Linked DNA regions of Homo sapiens: regions 1 and 3 are each linked to region 2. A link is an interaction called in ENCODE POLR2A ChIA-PET data of the cell type or tissue named here. Cell type or tissue: OCI-LY7. All regions are shown on one strand. Region 1 overlaps CHURC1-FNTB (CHURC1-FNTB readthrough). Region 2 overlaps CHURC1-FNTB (CHURC1-FNTB readthrough). Region 3 overlaps SPTB (spectrin beta, erythrocytic).

Region 1 (2,500 bases), 120 kb after region 2:
AATTTTTTTTTTTTTTTGAGATGGAGTCTCGCTGTGTCGCCCAGGCTGGAGTGCAGTGGTGTGATCTCAGCTCACTGCAAACTCCGCCTCCTGGGTTCACGCCATTCTCCTGCCTCAGCCTCCTGAGTAGCTGGGACTACAGGCGCCCACCACCATGTCCGGCTAATTTTTTTGTATTTTTAGTAGAGACAGGGTTTCACCGTGTTAGCCGGGATGGTCTCGATCTCCTGACCTCGTGATCAACCCCCCTCAGCCTCCCAAAGTGCTGGGATTACAGGCATAAGCCATCGTGCCTGGCCCACCATAGGAATTTATATACTGACATATATATAAGATTTTTAGCTCAGTTCTTTTTATGATACAGTTACCTTATATGTCCACTTAATGAAATACTATATGGCTATTCACAGTGATGGCTATGCAGATTATGTAATAGAATAGAAAATTTATGCCTATAGTGGTATAAGTGAAAAACATAAGCTACACAGTTATAATAACTAGGTAGAAAAACGCATAGAACCAAAAAGACTGGAAGAAAGAACAATTAGCTTTCAGGTGCCATTTACCAATTGTTGGGCATCTTTTTTTTAAAAATGATTTATTGTCAGGCATCTTTTAGCCCAGGTATCAAAATATAAAATTGACCAAGGACTTAGTGTACATCCTATATGTATATATATTTTTAATCGATTTCTATGCAGATGTTTCTGCACACCTGTCCGTGATTTGTCCCTCCTTCCCACTTGATAACTGTGTGGCCCACAGAATTCTTTGACCATAGTGATTGGACTTCAGAGTGAAGAAGTCCAGTTGCTTGTCAGTACCTTAGTAGTATTACCAGAATACCCAGTTTTTGCTAGGGTATCATATGATGCAGGAGGGCAGTTACTAGTAATGTTTCTTAGGTAAATTCTTTGAGCTGAGAGACAAGTTAGAGAATTCCCTTTGGAGATCAATTAAATTTAGGCTTAGAAAAGTAGAAGAAACAGACTTTATTACCCATTAAGAGTTCTCTGAGCTAATCAGTCTGGTTAACAAGTTATAGAGATATGCTAGAGGGAATGTCTCTTGAAGTCCAGGGTAGAGTTATGGACCAAGTTGGGAGCAGCTACCGAGGTCAGTCTGGGAAGGTAAGCTAAACAGCTAGGCTGGTTCACTGCCTGCCAGAGATGTGGTTGAGGATCACCATCCACGTTAACAGGGTGCATTTCAAGAAAGTGAAAGTGCCACTTTGAATTGCTGCTCTTTGACACATGTCAAAGTTCAGGAGAAGGGACATGCTGTGCGTAGGACATGGGGAAGATAGCAGTTGTACCAAGAATGAATGGAAGAGGAAGGGGAGCAGGAAACCTTGACTATTCCCCCAGGTGAGAAAGTGGAATTAGGTCATTGATACTTGGCTGGATCTGCCGGGCCCTTACTGACCCTTTGCCCTTCAACAGGTGACCCTGCCCTTAGCATGAGCCACTGGATGTTCCATCAGCAGGCCCTGCAGGAGTACATCCTGATGTGCTGCCAGTGCCCTGCGGGGGGGCTTCTGGATAAACCTGGCAAGTGAGTGTTTTCTCTCTGGGGAGGGAAGGGAGAGGGGAGGAGAGAGCAGAGGGGCGTGCACCTCAGGCCTACTCAGAGCCAGATCTCAAGAGCAGAGGTGTCACCTTCAGCACCTGCATAGCGCTAGGTTGTATGGGAAAAAGCACCCAGTTGGGAGCACCCCTTGAGGCCATTGATCTTGGCACCTCCAGCTGCCCGTCTTGTCCCCCAGCCTGCATGCAACCCCCTCCCCCAGACAGGGAAACAGATTGCTGGGTAGATAACTCTTCTTTTTTTTAAAAAAAACAAAAAAAAACTGATCTAAATAGAATAGGATACAGGATTTTAAAACCCCTCAGTGTTGTAAACAGAGACTGTAATCATGACAACTATTATAGAGTGGATTAAATGATTAAGCTCAAATCTGAGATGGCTTATGTGTTAGAAAAAGGGAAATAAAATAAGTCCTCTCACCTTTGTTACCCACCCTCTGTCTTCCCCCATCCCAGCACACGTCCTGCTGCTCTTGGCATCCAGGGGAAGGCCTGGTCCCACAATGTATCAGGAAGGATGTGGCCCATTTCTAGATATTTAGGTATTTTTCTAGAGAAGTGTATCAATTTATCATTAGTACTGCCCCTGGAGAGCCCTTTCCAGAAGACAGCTGGAGAGACTGACTTTAAAATTACAGTTTCCTTTAATAGTTTAAGGTAAAAAAAGAAAGAAAAGAAAAAAAATACAGTTCCCACTGCTGGGCAGGGCTGGAGGATGGGGCTTTTATTTTATTGTATTTTACTTTTTTGAGACAGGGTCTCACTCTGTCACCCAGGCTGGAGTGCAGTGTCACAATCATGACTCACTGCAGCCTTCACCTCTTGGGCTCGAGTGATCCTCCTGCTTCAGCCTCCCAAGTAACTGGAATTACAGGCATCGGCCACCACACCTAGCTAATTTTTAATTTTTTGTA
Region 2 (2,500 bases):
AGACCCTGTCTCTACTAAAAAGTAAAAATAAATACTTTTGGGTGACCTCATTGGCCTTCCCATAGTGCACCTTTAGCTACAGTACAATATCCAAGCTCCTCATTTCAAGGTTCTCACTGGACTGGCCCAGCTTCCCTTCTTTTATTTCCTGCTACTCTTTCATATGTACACCATACTTAGCATTGTCCCAACTTTACTCTTCCTTCTCTCCTGTTAGAGAGAAAGATTTTTATTTACCCCTCTCTAATGCTACCCCTACTGCATTTCCTCAGGAATCTCATGTTATCGTCTTTCTTTCCAGTGTACTTTGATTCATCCTGTAATCATTTCTTCTTCCTCTTGCTTCTTTAGTTGAACAGGTTGTTTGTTTGTTGCAACAAGGTCTTACTCTGCCGCCCAAGATGGAGTGCAGTGGCCTGATCACAGCTCCCTGCAGCCTTGACCTCCCGTGCTCAGGCGATCCTTCTGCCTCAACCCCTCGAGTAGCTGAGACTACAGGCACTAGCCTCTGTGCATGGCTATTTAAAAAATTTTTTTTGTAGAGATGAGATCTCACTTGGTTGCCCAGGCTGGTCTTGAACCCCTGGGCTCAAACAGTCCTCCTGCCTCAGCCTCCCAAAGTGCTGGGATTACAGGTGTGAGCCATTACCTGGCCACTTGAATGGGTCTTTACCCTATTTTCCTTATTTTCCTATACTCCTCTTAAGTACCTACAAAGTGATTTTCATTTTCTCTGTGCTAAAACTATTCTCTCATACGTTTCCTATAATCTAACCACATCCTGTGACTGCCTTAGTTCTTTTCTCTCTTACATGGCTTCTGCATCTAGTTTTATTAACTATTGTTGTCTTTTTGAAGCATTTCTGCCCTTGAGGTCCAAAGTGCTTGACTTCTTTCCTTTTTAAATCATTTTAACTGCTCCTTTGTGTTTTCTCTTAGTTTTCTTTCCTGTTTTCTCGAAGTGATACTCCTCAGCTTTTGTTCTGTGGTCTGGAACCTTCTTTATGCTCTCTCTTGTAGTGAACACACATGTACTCAGTCTCAGTAGAGACCTATTAGATACCTTTCTCATTTCCTTCTCTAGCCTTCGTGCCTACACCCCTCATCCCCTCTTTTTTTTCTTTGTTTTGCTTGCCTTTTCTCTGACTCTGGCACCACACCTCATGTCAAGGACCATAACCATTGAAGGCTGAATTACTGCAGCATTCCCCAGACTGCAGTTCTGCACACTGCCATCAAGTTAATCTTCTTAAACATGTCATCCTCCACTCCCCTGCTGACAAACCAAATGTAGCTTCCTTTCCCTTTTACTCCGTAAGCGATGCGCATGCTCTTTTCCATATTGCTGTCCATATTCATGCCTTTTCCTTGATTTGAATATTCCCTCTCTCTACCTTCAAGCCAACTAAATCTTACCTCTTTCTGCCTGAACTCAAATTCCATCTCCTCTTTGCTCTTCAAGCCTATGCATCTTCTCCCTTTTCTGAACTTTTCTTGTACCTATGTCAGGCCCTGACTCTAGTGAATAGCCACCTGGGAACTTCTACCTCAGCCTAATGGCCACAAGAACCCTCCATTCTCAGCTGCCATTACTTACTGTCCTTGTCCCCACCCTACCCCAGCCCCTCATCCTATCCTGGCAGTAGTTCAAGTTCAAGGTGGGATTCCCAGCCACCATTGTTGTTTTATATTAAACATCTTATAGGAGATTTAAACATAGTCCAAAGTAGGCAGAATAGTGTACTAATGTACACTACCCATCTTCAAGTTGCTTTATTTATATTTCACCATTCTCATATCCCCCCATAGGATTATTTCAAAGCAAATTCCAAACGTATCACTACCTCTTTAAATACTTCATTAGTCTCTCTGAAAGATAAGTATTCTGTTTTTAAAACAACCATAATGCCATTATTAAACAAAGTAGGATTTTCTGATGGCAAGACTAGGGAGAAAGTGGAGACAGAGGGACAGAGTTTACATGGAAAATACATGATAAATTATTATAGGTATCCTTTATTTAAAAAAAAAACCCTCCTAGCAAAAGCCCCCCCCCACACACACACCAAAATTGTGTGTTTACTTCAAGAAACAAGACAGAAACTATGAGACTGCTTTCTATTCCTCTGTGGGCCAGGGAAGGAGAAGACTTGGAGTCAGAATTAACAGGGACTAATAGAGGAAGAGAGTAAAGCTAATAGAGAAAAAAGTAAAGCCCTCAGAATAAAAAAAAAAAAAAGATCTGGTCTTACTCAGAGGTAATTCCGCCCACTCTGCTCTTCCCTCCAAATATTTTCCCCTAGGCCCTGCCCAGTTGGAGCCTTTGAGAGTCCCTGTGAATGACTGGGGGAATTATTTTCTGTACTTGGCTGGTTTTGATAAAAGGTGTCCTAATCTCATCATATTCCTGGCAGCACGAGGAGATCTGTTCCTGGCATCCCAAGTTAGAATTCTAGACATATTTTCCCACAGAAGCACTTCTATATATGGTTAGATTCTA
Region 3 (2,500 bases), 94 kb before region 2:
TCATAATCTAGTTCTCTGTCTCTCCCAGACTGTAAGCTACCTGAGGTCAGGGACCATCCATATTCATTCTTCTTATCCCAACAGCCCAGCATAATGCCAGGTACATGAAATAAGCTAAAGATCGTTTGTTGAATAAATGGATGAGAACTGAGAAATGCAGAGTGCTGCTCCTTAAGAGGATAAAAGCAGTTCCCACCGAGGACACACCATGTGGAGGCCCATTTGGAGGTCAAGGTGGTGAGAAGGTTGGAAGCATAGCATGTTGCAGTAGCACCGTGAATTCATCATCAATGCCCTGACATTGTCCCTGTCACTCCTTCTGCCTCAACCACACATTGTTTTTTGTTTTTTGTTTCTTTTTTAAAACGGAGTCTCACTCTGTCACCCAGGCTGGAGTGCAGTGGCGCTATCTCGGCTCACTGCAACCTCCGCCTTCCAGGTTCAAGTGATTCTCTTGTCTCAGCCTCCCAAGTAGCTGGGACTACAGGTGGATGCCACCATTCCTGGCTAATTTTTCTATTTTTAGTAGAGATGGGGTTTCACCATATTGGTCAGGCTGGTCTCAAACTCCTGACCTCAGATGATCCACCTGCCTCAGCCTCCCAAAGTGCTGGGATTACAGTTGTGAGCCACCGTGCCACGCTCAACCACACATTGTTAACCACCTCTTCCTCTCCTGCTAGACTGTGTGGCAAAAGGGATGGGCAGTGGCAACAGGGCCCAAACTCCTACCAACTCTACAAATCTTTTTTTTTTTTTTTAGACATCGTTTCAATCCTGTTGTCCGGGCTGGAGTGCAGTGGCATGATCTCTACTCACTGCAATCCCTGCCTCCCAGGCTAAAACAGTTCTCCCACCTCAGCCTCCCAAGCGTCTGGGACTATAGGTACATGCCACTACACTTGGCTAATTTTTGTATGTTTTGTAGAGGCGGTGTTTCACCATGTTGGCCAGGCTGGTCTGGAATTCCTGACTTAAGCAATCCACCCACCTTGGTCTCCCAAAGTGCTGGGATTACAGGCATGAGCCACCGTGCCTGGCCCGAATCTCTACAAATCTTGAAATCCTTTAGAACAGCTTTGACTCAACCCATGCCTCAATTTCCTCACCCAAAAAAATTGATAAAAGCAGCAGCTTCACATGCAGAACTCTTCCAGACAGGGAAGCCCTACCTTACTTAGTTGAGAAGTCTTTTATAGTTTCTTTCTCGTGTCACAGAAATGTCAGTCTTAGAATGGTTTCCATCCATACATATTTGCCTCACAAACAAAAAGAGCTATTTTAAAAGTCTAACCTATAAATAATATATAAGTTATGGGTGCCAATTTATTTATTCATCCATGTTAGAGCTTTCAAAAGAATTAAGTGAAAATTCATCTTTTAAAAGTTGCTTGGGCCCACAAGGACTCCTGAGGGAACAGGTGCTGGCTAGAGGTTTTCTCATCCCTGGCCGGCATGCCTAGCCTGACTCAGTGGGGCTGTCCTCTGGGAACATTTGGGAACGTGCCTGCAAGAGGCAGCTTTGGTATTGAGCAAAATTAAGTCCAGCTTCTTCAGGCCCTGTAGAGTCCATTCTCTTTTTTTGAGACAGAGTCTTGCCCTGTCTTCCAGGCTGGAGTTCAGTGGTGCAATCTCTGCTCACTGAAACCTCCGCCTCTTGGGTTCAAACAATTCTGCCTCAGCCTCCTGAGTAGCTGGGATTACAGGCACTCGCCACCTTGTCCGGCTAGTTTTTGTATTTTTAATAGAGACGGGGTTTCACTATGTTGGTCAGGCTGGTCTCGAACTCCTGACCTCAGATGATCTGCCCACCTCGGCCTCCCAAAGTGCTGGGAATACAGGAGTGAGCCACCTCACCCAGCCCAGAGTCAGTTCTTGGTATGCACAATCTCCCAGGTCTGCAGGGAGAGCAGCACTCTACCACTAGAGTCGATTCAGCCCTGTGCTGGGCTCTGCTGACAGGCAGCCACTAGTTACCAGCTCCTGCTGTCGCTCTGCTGCTCAGGAGGGATATTTGGCTCTTTATAGGATTGTGTGGCAGAGCTCAGAGCTAGAAAGGGAATCTGGAACATACTAAGGCCTTTATGTATATTGTTCCATTGAATACCCACCCACACTCACAAACTGTTAGATATTATTGTTATTACTGCCATTATTATTCCCATTCTATCTAAGCAGAAGACCTAAGTTGAAATCCTGTCCTACTTAGCAGTGATGTGTTCTTCTATAGTTCACTTAATGACTCTGTATCTCAGTTTCCCTACCTGTAAAAGGAGGGGAACATCCCGTGCTACTGTGGGAGAGACTGGTGGGGTCTACCAGTATCAATATTCTGCTTTCTGCACACACAGCTTGGAGACATCTTCCAGTTGCCTTTGTGGTTAGGTGAGGCTGTGAGGTCGAATGAGCAGAAATGATGTGCACCACTTCAAGGCCTTAGCCATAAAATCTTCCCCATAATTCTTACTCTTTGCTCTAAATTCCTAGGACCTAGAGGATG

The links. Peaks named below come from ENCODE experiments on the same cell type or tissue, not always from the same donor. Only the 100,000 strongest peaks of a DNase experiment are listed, where the experiment ranks them.
Region 1: POLR2A ChIA-PET joins it to region 2 with 6 read pairs; 5 of 35 experiments call an interaction of 5 or more read pairs at or near these places.
Region 3: POLR2A ChIA-PET joins it to region 2 with 5 read pairs; 5 of 35 experiments call an interaction of 5 or more read pairs at or near these places.

What each region holds. Positions count from the first base shown.
Region 1 is chr14:65,051,796-65,054,295 of GRCh38, forward strand. CHURC1-FNTB (CHURC1-FNTB readthrough) reads left to right here. Exons shown (of 14, transcript NM_001202559.1): 12 at 1,443-1,554. FNTB (farnesyltransferase, CAAX box, subunit beta) reads left to right here. Exons shown (of 12, transcript NM_002028.4): 10 at 1,443-1,554. It also overlaps a transcript of MAX not described here. Among named protein-coding and RNA genes, the nearest start is that of MIR4706, 8.4 kb to the left of the region's middle. In OCI-LY7, no CTCF peak of the experiment used is centred here; no DNase peak of the experiment used is centred here.
Region 2 is chr14:64,927,893-64,930,392 of GRCh38, forward strand. All of the region lies in intron 3 of CHURC1-FNTB (CHURC1-FNTB readthrough), which reads left to right. The region is part of intron 3 of CHURC1 (churchill domain containing 1); the gene reads left to right. Among named protein-coding and RNA genes, the nearest start is that of GPX2, 14 kb to the right of the region's middle. RefSeq lists an enhancer at 1,113-1,182. In OCI-LY7, no CTCF peak of the experiment used is centred here; no DNase peak of the experiment used is centred here; H3K27ac peaks cover 1,045 bases.
Region 3 is chr14:64,833,683-64,836,182 of GRCh38, forward strand. All of the region lies in intron 1 of SPTB (spectrin beta, erythrocytic), which reads right to left. Among named protein-coding and RNA genes, the nearest start is that of SPTB, 45 kb to the right of the region's middle. In OCI-LY7, no CTCF peak of the experiment used is centred here; no DNase peak of the experiment used is centred here.